Regions from separate parts of the Homo sapiens genome. Here region 2 is linked to region 1. Evidence: read pairs that join two places in POLR2A ChIA-PET (ENCODE). Cell type or tissue: Panc1. All regions are shown on one strand. Each heading gives the region's core, and the rest is flanking DNA. Links, peaks and the distances in the headings are about the cores only.

What was found. ChIA-PET counts read pairs that join two places held together with the same protein. Peaks named below come from ENCODE experiments on the same cell type or tissue, not always from the same donor. Only the 100,000 strongest peaks of a DNase experiment are listed, where the experiment ranks them.
Region 2: POLR2A ChIA-PET joins it to region 1 with 5 read pairs; 3 of 35 experiments call an interaction of 5 or more read pairs at or near these places.

The regions. Positions count from the first base shown.
Region 1 is chr5:126,336,910-126,342,298 of GRCh38, forward strand. All of the region lies in intron 1 of LOC124901056 (a long non-coding RNA gene), which reads right to left. Among named protein-coding and RNA genes, the nearest start is that of GRAMD2B, 84 kb to the right of the region's middle. In Panc1, for the core only: CTCF peaks have their summits at 2,495 (motif pointing right) and 2,700; a DNase peak (open chromatin) is centred at 2,472; H3K27ac peaks cover 1,901 bases.
Region 2 is chr5:126,056,182-126,061,570 of GRCh38, forward strand. All of the region lies in intron 2 of LOC124901056 (a long non-coding RNA gene), which reads right to left. Among named protein-coding and RNA genes, the nearest start is that of LINC02039, 120 kb to the right of the region's middle. In Panc1, for the core only: no CTCF peak of the experiment used is centred there; no DNase peak of the experiment used is centred there.

The DNA of each region.
Region 1 (5,389 bases), core at 328-5,327:
CATGGCATTCAAGTAACATCATATTGGTTTCGATTATTTGATTGAATGCAACATAAATGAGTTCTAACTTTACCAAAAAAAAAGAAAAAAAAAGAGAGAGAGAGAAAAAAAGAAGAAAAAAACAGGCAGCGGAAATGGAGAAATAGATTAACTGGAAAGGCAAGATGAGTAGCCAGGTATAAGGAAAGATGAAAACCAGGGTAACACTAGAGAAATGATGGACAGCCTCTTCAAAATCACCAAAAGGATGAGTCAAATCCAACCATTTGGAGTCTTGTTGATGTTATTCTGCTCAGGATTCAAATTCCTAGGTGGGGTTATGTGCCTACCCTTGGGCAGACTAGGGCTGGGCCCTCAGATTGAGATTCCCATGGAGGCTGTGTGGAGTTGGCGAGGGGAAGGTCCCCAGTGCTGGTGGCAGAAGGTAGGCTGGGTGCTGGGCAGGCACTGCCCTTGACCATCCCCCACAACCACACCCAACATATACATGAAGCAATGGGATGAAGCTCAGAGAAACTACATGTCAGGCTCAGCTCCTAAAATACAAGTTTATCCAACTGCTCTTCACTTTACGTCTAAATACATCCTCTTCTAACAGTGCATTTGATACATTTCATTCCTTCCTTTAACATAGAAATTTCTCATTTCAGTATGTAGCTTTCACAGTGAACTGTCACCAGGCTTTAATTCCTGCCATGGTCTGAACATTTGTGTCCCTCCAAAGTTCATAGGTTAAACAAATCCCCAGTGTCGTGGTATTCAGAGGTAGGGCCTTTGGGAAGTGATTAGATCGTCAGGGCAGAACCTTCATGAATGAGATTAGTGCCCTTATAAAAGAGGCCCCAGGGAACCTGTCTGCCTCTTCCACCATGTGAAGACACAGTGACAAGTCAGCAGTCTGCAACTCACAAGAGGGCCCTCACCAGAACCCAACCAAGCAGTGACCCTAATGTTAGACTTCCCAGTGTCCAGAACTGACAAATAAGTTTCTATTGTTTATAAGCTCCCATTTATAGTACTTCATAGCCCAAATTAGGTTACTAAGATGAATCTCCACTCTTGCCCGTTAAATAATTCTGATTAATTTTATCACAAAGACCAAGATATAGCTATAAAAAGTATCTCCCAAAAAAAGGCATTTTCAATCACATTAGTGCTGCCCAGTAGAATTTCCTACAATAGTAGAAATGTTCTATGTCTGGGCCATCCAGTATGGTAGTTACTAGCCATATGTGGCTAGTGCAACTGAGGAACTGAATTTATTTAACTTCAGCTAATCTAAGTACAAGTTCAAATAGCCAAATGTTGGCAGTAGCTACCATCTTGGACAGTGCAGAAGAGATATAATATCCTAGAAATTCTTTTGGGGGTTCTGTCTGGCTTCTACACACTTCTACACTCATGTATTCCATCAATGTGAAGTGTTAAAGGCTAAACAAATATGTTTCTGAGAATGTTATTAGCACTCTGTACCAACTGTACAAATGTGGCTGAGAAACCTTGTAGCTAGTTGACTGGCATTAGGTCACCCAAAATCTAAACCATGCCCTAGCAAATACACAAAGCTCCAGGAAGTCCCAGACTTTAGCTCTTCTTTCCACAGGTGTGTGACCTTTGGCAAATCCAGTTTTCTACTTCTTGAAAAGAAGGGGACTAGACTGCATGCCCTGGGGTTCTCTCTTCCAACTCTAACAGCCACAGTTTTAATTTTTATCCCATTAAAATCTAGGAGCTGTGAAACAGAGGTTGTAAATATAAATGGCTACAGAGTCCAGTCTGGCAAATGAGTGAAACTTGCCAGGTGAGGACTGGAGCAAACCGGAAAACGCATGCTCGAGGCAATTATACAGCTGGGAACATCAGTTCATTTCAATATTCTGATTTTCAAAGAGACCTCAGGAATTTTTATTGTTGACATCTGAAGCAATTTATAAGAACATTTGTGAGCTACCCAAAACTCACCCAGGGTATGACATGGATTGCTTTAGATAGATTATAGCTCTGGAGCACTCCAACTCTGTCCTCCAAGTGGTCCCCCTCCCAGCCGCCACCGCTGCCGCCACCGCCACCACATTCAGAATTGTCTGACCTCTCCCACACTCCCATACTGTCCTCATTTTAAATTATTACTGCTAAAGTTTCCTTCCTGGGCTCCAAACATGATTTACATTAAAACGTTGGTTGTTAGATCAACCCACAACACCACGATTGTCAAGGTGGCTTTGTTTCTAATGACAAAAATTATCAGAATGTAACCAATGTCGACAGATGCCTCATCTCTCCTTAATCATTCGTGACGCTACCAACGAAATTTGAGCATAAAGGGAATTCAAGGCCTCTGTGATTCATTGAAGTTTGTGTTTTGAACAAGTTACATTCAACTTAGTCTCAGATAAAATTGCAAATAGTTACTGCCCAGAAAAGTCTTAACTTTTCACTGAAGCATTAGTCAACTACACAATCTTACTGCAGTAAAAAGGCATAACCACCAGGTGGCAGCATTATATCATTGAAGAAGCTCGGACCTTGAACTTGAGGTATGTTTATAAAAATTGTTTTGGCATCGTCTAGTCAATCTATATGACTTCTAGATTTCTTTCTTATTTTCAATCAGTTATGAATATTATTTGACATTATTGTGGCTACAGCCATTCACCCTGAAATCAGCTTTAAATTTTTTAAATGTTCGGAGTTACCAATACCTTGCTGATTATTAATCTGCTTGTCTTACAGGGTCCTGGGAATAAAAGATGCTGCATTTTGTAAGAGAAACCCTAGATGGTAAGATTTATGTTCTGGAACCCCAGGAGTACTGTATACTAGCTCAGGAGACAACCTAGATAATAAGCAAAGAATCTTTTGGAATACAGGAAGTGCACTTCTGTGTACTCTGGAAATAAACCTAAATTCAGATCTCAACTATAATGCCTAACAACCAGACCCCAACCAACTAAGAATCAGTTTCTTCTCTCATCCTCACTTTCACTCACTCATACATCAATTTTGTCTTTGGTCAGCCATGGGTAACTGCCATCTCCTCGCAATTCAAGACAAAGCAAAATGTATTTTACCACTGAATATATATACGTGTATACACACACACACATACACACCTATCCATATCATTTTCTACCTAAAAAGAATTTCTTAGTATCACCATATATTCAGAAAGGGTTCTAATTCTTAATTGTCTCGAATGTTGTCTTAGTCCAAGCCTACTGCTATAGACAAATTTGTTCTTTATAAATTACCCAGCCTAACAAAATACCTTAGGCTGGGTAATTTATAAAGAACAAATTTGTGTCTCATTTCTAGAGGCTGAAGTCCAAGATTAAGGCACTGGCAGGTCTGGTGAGTACCACTCTCCACTTCCAAGATGGCACCTCTTAGAGCATCCTCGTATGGATGCAGTGCAAACAGCATCCTCACACCTCTTACATAATGATGCTAGACCCATTCACGATGGGCCCAACCTCATGACTTAATCACCTCCTAATATTAATATTATCACATTAGTGATTAAGTTTCAACATATGAATTTTGAGGGGACACATTGACCATAGCAAATGTCCTCATTGAAGAAAACAAAACTTTCCATACCTTTTGCTCTTCCTGGCCCCTCCCTGCTTATACAATTAATTTGGCAGAAGTCCACATTTGGACTTGGAAATTCATCATTGGGAGAAGCAGTGCTGAAGCCCAGGAGCCGGGGATTTTGACTTCACTGACCCTTATGGCTCATCCTCACAGTAACCCCTCCCAAAATGGAGGGCAAATCTGCCCCATCTCCATTCTTAGAGGTGGCACAGAAGCAAATTTCTGGCAATATCGGAATAGCCATTTTTCTCTGATTCCAGCAAACGTGAGTTCAGAAATAAAGCCAATTCTCAGAGCATCTAATATAAGCTTAGTAATATTAATTGTAAAAAAAAAAGTTTTTTATTCTTTTAATTTAATGAGACAAGAAGCTAAGAAGCTGATACAGTGGATCATTCAGGTTCTTAGGGATACCTATCTGCCCTACAGACCCTTAGAAAATCTAAAAGAAGTTATGGACACTCTCTCCACCAAAAAGAAAAGAAAAAAGTCACCTGCACTGTAAAAGAGTACACATCTTCAGAGGACTTGGGAATTGGGGACCCACACTTAGCTTCCAAGAAGAGAACCTTTGGCACCATCAACCTGTTTCCTGCAAGAGCTGTGCTGTGCACATAGGACAGTATAACAGCACATGAAGTCAAGCAGAATGTGACCTACAATCGTTCTCTTCAACCTAAGTATCTACTTCCTAGTAAGTTGTTCGTTTGTCAGTTTTGTATTTTTTGTTTTCTCCAGACCAGAGCATCTGAGAGATGAGCAAAAAAACATCTCCTGAAAAGCCAAGGGAAGGTGCCAGCCTCACAGGTTTTGGGGGCTGGTGAAAAGGGAGTAGACATTCTGCGGGCAGTTTGGTCATCTACCTGGAGGCTTCAAGTTCTGCACATGCCTTGACCGACCTGGTGATTTTCCTTCTAGAAATGTAATCTAAAGAAATCATTGTGACCGCACCAGTGATGTAGCAAAGAACATTCACTACAGTGTTTTTTAAAATACTGACAAATTAGAAATAAGGTGTCTAACAATGCTGGCGATGTTAAATCAACTATGGTACATCCATTAAAGAAAATAATATGCAGCCTTTTATAACGGCTTGGTAAAGGTTATTGTACTGAAGTGTTTGATATATTACATGGAAAAAGCAGATTCTAGAATAATCTGTGCTATGCAGAGATCATTATTTTGATTATATATCCTGGAATAATATCTATTTTGATTATATATCCTGGAATGATACACGCCAAATGGCTAAGAGTGACACCTCTAGGTTATAGAATTAGGGTTGATTTTATGTATTCTCCCTTTCTTCCTTTGATTCTTTTTCTCATGTGTATTTTTCTATAATAAGTGTATAGTTCTGCGTAATAAAAAAAAAAAAAGCTAATGTCAGCTTGAGGCATAAGTGCATTCTGAGAATCCTTGCTCACCAAGGTCAAGGCCAGAAGCAGCAGGAAATTTGGAAAGCCAGAGATGTCAAAAATGAGCATCAACAACAAAATTAAGAAATCAAGACAACACCTATTGTGGCAAAGAGTTTCAAGGAAAAGACCAATTCCAGGAAGGAAGAATCAGAGCCTTCAGCAGGGTGACTAAGCCATGACAGGGACTAGAAAATCTGCTGATAGACAGGTGAGGTGGTGACTGATATTGACACCTGGCTCAGTTCCCCACTTTCTCCTACTAAAGGGATTCTTTATATATGAAACTTTTATATAAAGCTGATAATGAAATAAATCCAAGTCTCTATAGCTTCATAAATAGTGGTTCCAAAAGCCTAGCCTGTGGGAAAGAT
Region 2 (5,389 bases), core at 213-5,212, 280 kb before region 1:
ACTATCTCTATTTACTGTGCTGTTTCCCGTTGCGACTGCACTTATGCATATTTGAGTGTCTGCATTTAATTGCCTGGTTATGGCAGTGAAGAAAAAGCACACAATTTAGGCTATGCAAACTCTATCTTGTATGAACCAAAGGGAACAAGACATTCCTATTTCATTTGGCTCATAACAATTGGTGACAATATGCCTCCTTGAAAACTCAGTGTTGGATCTATTTCATATTGTTTATACATTGTAATTTCAATTGTCTTTTTTAAGAGGCTAAAAGGCAAACATAACAAAGACTATCAAAACTAAGACAGATGGTATGAATCTGTGTGCTTGGACTTTTATCAAAACAAATGAAATCAGAATTAACTTGTTTTGAAGACTACAAATCCTATAGTGCAGATGACCGAATGGTTCCTGTTTCCTCTTATTAACTGGCCATTAATCAATTTAAACTCAATATGTAGGACAGTGCCTTCTCTCTTCAGGTTTTTCTCTTGGGGGTGGGGTGAAGAGGAGGAAATAGAGGTAGGCAGTTGACAGTGAGCATTCTCAGTGAAATTAAAAGAAAAGTGTTGAAATGCGTGATAAATTTGTAATGACCATGTCACTGAAATGGCTCCGTTGTCTGGGGTATATACACTGGTTCTTTGTCATCGTCAAGAAAGAATTCAGGACACAGACACACACGAGGAGTGGGTTTAGGAGCACAAGGCTTAATAGAAAAAGAGAGGCCAGGCGTGGTGGCTCATGCCTGTAATCCCAACACTTTGGGAGGCTGAGGCAGGCGAATCACCTGAGGTCAGGAGTTCGAGACCAGCCTAGCCAACACCGTCTCTACTAAAAATAACAAAAATTAGCCGGGTGTGGTGGCACACGCCTGTGGTCCCAGCTACTAGGGAGGCTGAGGCAGGAGAATAGCTCAAACTCCGAGACAGCACCACTGCACTCCAGCCTGGGCGACAGAGCAACACTCTGTCTCAAAAAAAAGAAAAGAAAAGAAAAAGAGAAAAAGTTTCCGCATGCTGAGAAAGTGGGTCACCCAAAAGAGGGTCTCCGGTTTGCAGCTGAATGCATTTATTTTGTACAGAGGCTTGAGGAAGTAGTGAGTGATTTACATCATAGGGTCCAGGGGATTGGTTTGACCAGGTACCACTTACATATCCCGGGAAAAGACTGGCCCTCCCACCCTAGTCTTTTATTATGCAAATGTGGCCTCCACCTGGCAGTTGCCTGTACAGGTGGGTTTACCTGAAGGCTGCTGTGACAAGGAAAAGAGGGCGGGAGATGCCATATTGAATGTTCCTGGCTTCCAGGTACAGCTGCCTTCATTTACATATGAAAGCTCCTAGTTTGCATATCTATCAGGCTGTTCTCTGTTGGAGAAAAGATGGTTTGGGGCTGCTTTTTTTTTTAAAAGGAAAATTCCACCCAGAACTTTTACCCTTTCTAGCTGCCTAAAAGTAATTTCTTAACAACTCCTGCATTATCACAAAATTGAAAATAACCGATAACAAAAACAAAGATTAGATTACAATTGATAGTTCATGTTCATTAAAGTGGAGAAACTTCTGGTGTTTTCCTTGATGATTTAAATAAGGTAACCTGGATAATTAATGCTTACTGATCAACTATGTTCCACGTGCTTCCTAAAATCATTTCAAATGAGTCAGTATATATAAAATCACTTAGAAAGCCACATAATGCTTTGGAAATAAAAGATGCTATTATCTATTATGCTATATCCTTTTCCAGAAGTATAGCAATAAACTATAAACAAAGAAATAATTATTAAATTTCTTCCAAACTTAACCAAAAAAAATGTGCACTTACAAATAACTAAACTTGGGGAAATGAAATATGTACATTCTTAGACTTAATTAAGAGTACAAGGAACAACCTTATTAAGAGTCTTAGAAGGTACATGTTTCCAAAGTAAAACAAGAATATGTGTGTTGTACTCTGTGTGAAGCTGTAAAAATAAATTAATTTTTTGATGTTTAGAAAAATGTTTTGGTCTTCATGTTATAAGAGCCATATTTTCAGTTATCCAAGGAGATGACAACTGGCTTTGCTCTTCTCAAAGCCTGACACGCTAGTCTGATATACTCTGTCAATTAAATTGTTTTTAACAACATAGTAGTAAATTTACCCTTAGAAAATTTTATTATTTTTCATTTAAGATATCAAATACCTATTCATCTGTGGACCATCTAGGAAAGTGGCTATTTCTATGAAAAGATAAGCAAAACTCCACTAAGAGTGAAGCTGAGAGGTGAAGCCAGCTGGACTTCCTGGGTCTAGTGGGGACTTGGAGAACTTTTCTGTCTAGCTAAAGGATTGTAAATGCACCAATCAGCACTCTGTTAAAACCCGCCAATCAGTGCTCTGTGTCTAACTAAAGGATTGTAAATGCACCAATCAGCACTCTGTAAAAACACACCAATCAGCACTCTGTGTCTAGCTAAAGGGTTGTAAACGCACCAATCAGCACTCTGTAAAATGGACCAATCAGCACTATGTAAAATGGACCAATCAGCGCTCTGTAAAACGGACCAATCAGCAGGACGTGGGTGAGGCCAAATAAGGGAGTAAAAGCTGGCCACTGCAGCCAGCAGCCCCAGTCCACTCCGGTCCCCTTCCACCCTGTGGAAGCTATGTTCTTTTGCTTTTCACAATAAATCTTGCTGCTGCTCACTCTTTGGATCTGCACCACCTTTAAGAGGTGTTAACACTCACCACAAAGGTCCACGGCTTCATTCTTGAAGTCAGCGAGACCACAAACCCACCAGAAGGAAGAAACTCTGGAGACATCTGAGGAACAAACTCCGGACACACCATCTTTAAGAGCTGTAACACTCACTGCAAAGGTCCGCAGCTTCATTCTTGAAGTCAGCGAGACCAAGAACCCACTGGAAGGAACCAGTTCTGGACAAAAAGCCACCTTACAATGTTTACTGAGGCATAAAAAAAAAAAAAAAAAAAAAAAACTATGTAGAAACACACAAAGAAAAGCAAGACTTCACATCCTCTAGCTTAGGGCTTTGCACATCTGAGGACCACATAAATGCTGATTGACTATAATTCAGTAGTTCTCAACTGATGGGAGAGGGAGAGGTACAGGGCAGGGAGTTTTGCACTTCAGGCACATTTTCTAGCATCTAGAGGCACTTTGGGTAGTCACAGCTTGGGGGTGGCAAGTTTCAACTAGAACCTAGTGGGTACAGTCTGGGAATTTTGCTAAACATCTTATAAGCACAGGACAGGCTTATAAGCCTTATAACTCTCCAGCCCAAAATCCCAATAGTGCCAAGATTAAAACACTCTCCTGCAATTGTGTGCTATACAGTAATAATTAAAGTTATAACCTTACATTTTTAATTAATTTTTTTTTTTTTTTTTTTTTTGAGACGGTGTCTCGCTCTGTCACCTAGGCTGGAGTGCAGTGGCGCGATCTTGGCTCACTGCAAGCTCCACCTCCTGGGTTCACGCCATTCTGCCTCAGCCTCCTGAATAGCTGGGACTACAGGACCCGCCACAGTGCCAGGCTAATTTTTTGTATTTTTAATAGAGACGGGGTTTCACCATGTTAGCCAGGATGGTCTTGATCTCCTGATCTCATGATCCACTGGCCTCGGCAATTAATTCTTGTAACATCTGAAAGTATATTCCTTGGTATTCTCTCTTCTTTGGGGAAAAAAAAAAAACAGTAAAACAAAAAATATTTACAAGAATACTTAACACTCATATCTTGAGATGTTCCGCTCCTTCAGGAAATTATTAATAGAAGAAAAGCTGGCTAGTGTGTAATAGTAGTACAGTTGCTACAATTAGAGAGAGATGCTTGATAAACTTGAGGCTTAAATGGCAAAGATCCTGGCCATTATTCACATATTTACACTTGAGATTATAATCATTTTTAGAATAGTTCATACATAAAGGATGAAGTTCAAAAATACATGTGGCTATCCAGTAAAAAGGAATTCTCTCTCCCACCCCTGTCCCACTGCCACCATTTATGTCCCCAGAAACAAATTTCTAAGACATCCTCCTGGAGATACTCTGTGATTAGGGTGGGGGGTTTACTTCCAGAGGAATAACTCTTTGCATATAGCTAATGAATATATGTATCTATAAATAACAGACTATGCACACTGTACTAAATCTTAATCTTCCCTTCTAATAATATGTCTTGAAGATACAGTATATTACAGTAGACTCATTATTTTACATTGCTACATAGTATTTTACAATATGAAAATAACCACTTTTAACAAATTTATTGAATGTATTTGTTTTCAATCATTTGTTATTAACAATGTTACTACAATTATCTTTGTAGGTCATCTCTTGTCTTTATGATTATAACTATATTTCTACACAGAAGTGGCAGTGCTCTGTAAAAGGACATGGGTATTACATATTTTGAAATATATTATCAAATTTCTGACCAGATATATGTGATCCTACATATATAGGCTCTACACCCATGTCAGTACTGTGTGTTGATTAGCTCTTTGCAAATCTGTTGTGTAGAAAATTTGTAGTCTTGACATTTCTCTTACATAAAAGTTGCATATATTTACATAAATTTTAGACACATTTATAATACTATTCCTGATCATAATCTTTGCCCATTTTTGTATTAGTCTATTCATTTTTTCTTTTGGATTTTAAGAGACCTGTCAACATTAACAAAATTCACCCTTGTCTGTAATACAAGTTGTAAATCCCTTTTTTCTCCTTTGACAATGTTTTTGTTTGTTTGCTTTTGATGGAAGATGGTCCTGCAAAAGTCTTTGCAGTTGAACTTACATCAATCTTTTTTTCTGGCTTCCAGATTTTATATCAAATTTAAAATTATATTTTTAAATTGTGACATATTTTATTATCTTTGTGACTTTTCTTCTTTTTTTTTTTTTTTTTTGAGATGGAGTTTCGCTCTTGTTGCCCAGGCTGGAGTGGAATGGCACAATCTTGGCGCACTGCAACCTCCACCTCCCAGGTTCAAGTGATTCTCCTGCCTCAACCTTCCAAGTAGCTGGAATTACAGGCATGTGCCACTACACCCAGGTAATTTTGTATTTTTAGTAGAGACAGGGTTTCTCCATGTTGCTCAGGCTAGTCTCGAACTCCTGACCTCAAGTGATGCACCCATCTCGGCCTCCCAAAGTGTGATTTTTTTCTTATTAAACATTGATCAATCTGGAATTTATCTTGGCTTAAGAGTTCACTTTCATTTTTCTTCAGATGGCTACCCAGTTATGCTGATATCATACAAATCTTTCCCCATTGGTTTGAAATTCTGATTATTTTATTACTTGGGTCTTTTGCTGGGTTTTCTATCCTTTTTGATACCTCTTTGTCTATACTTAGGTCAGCAATACAATGTTCA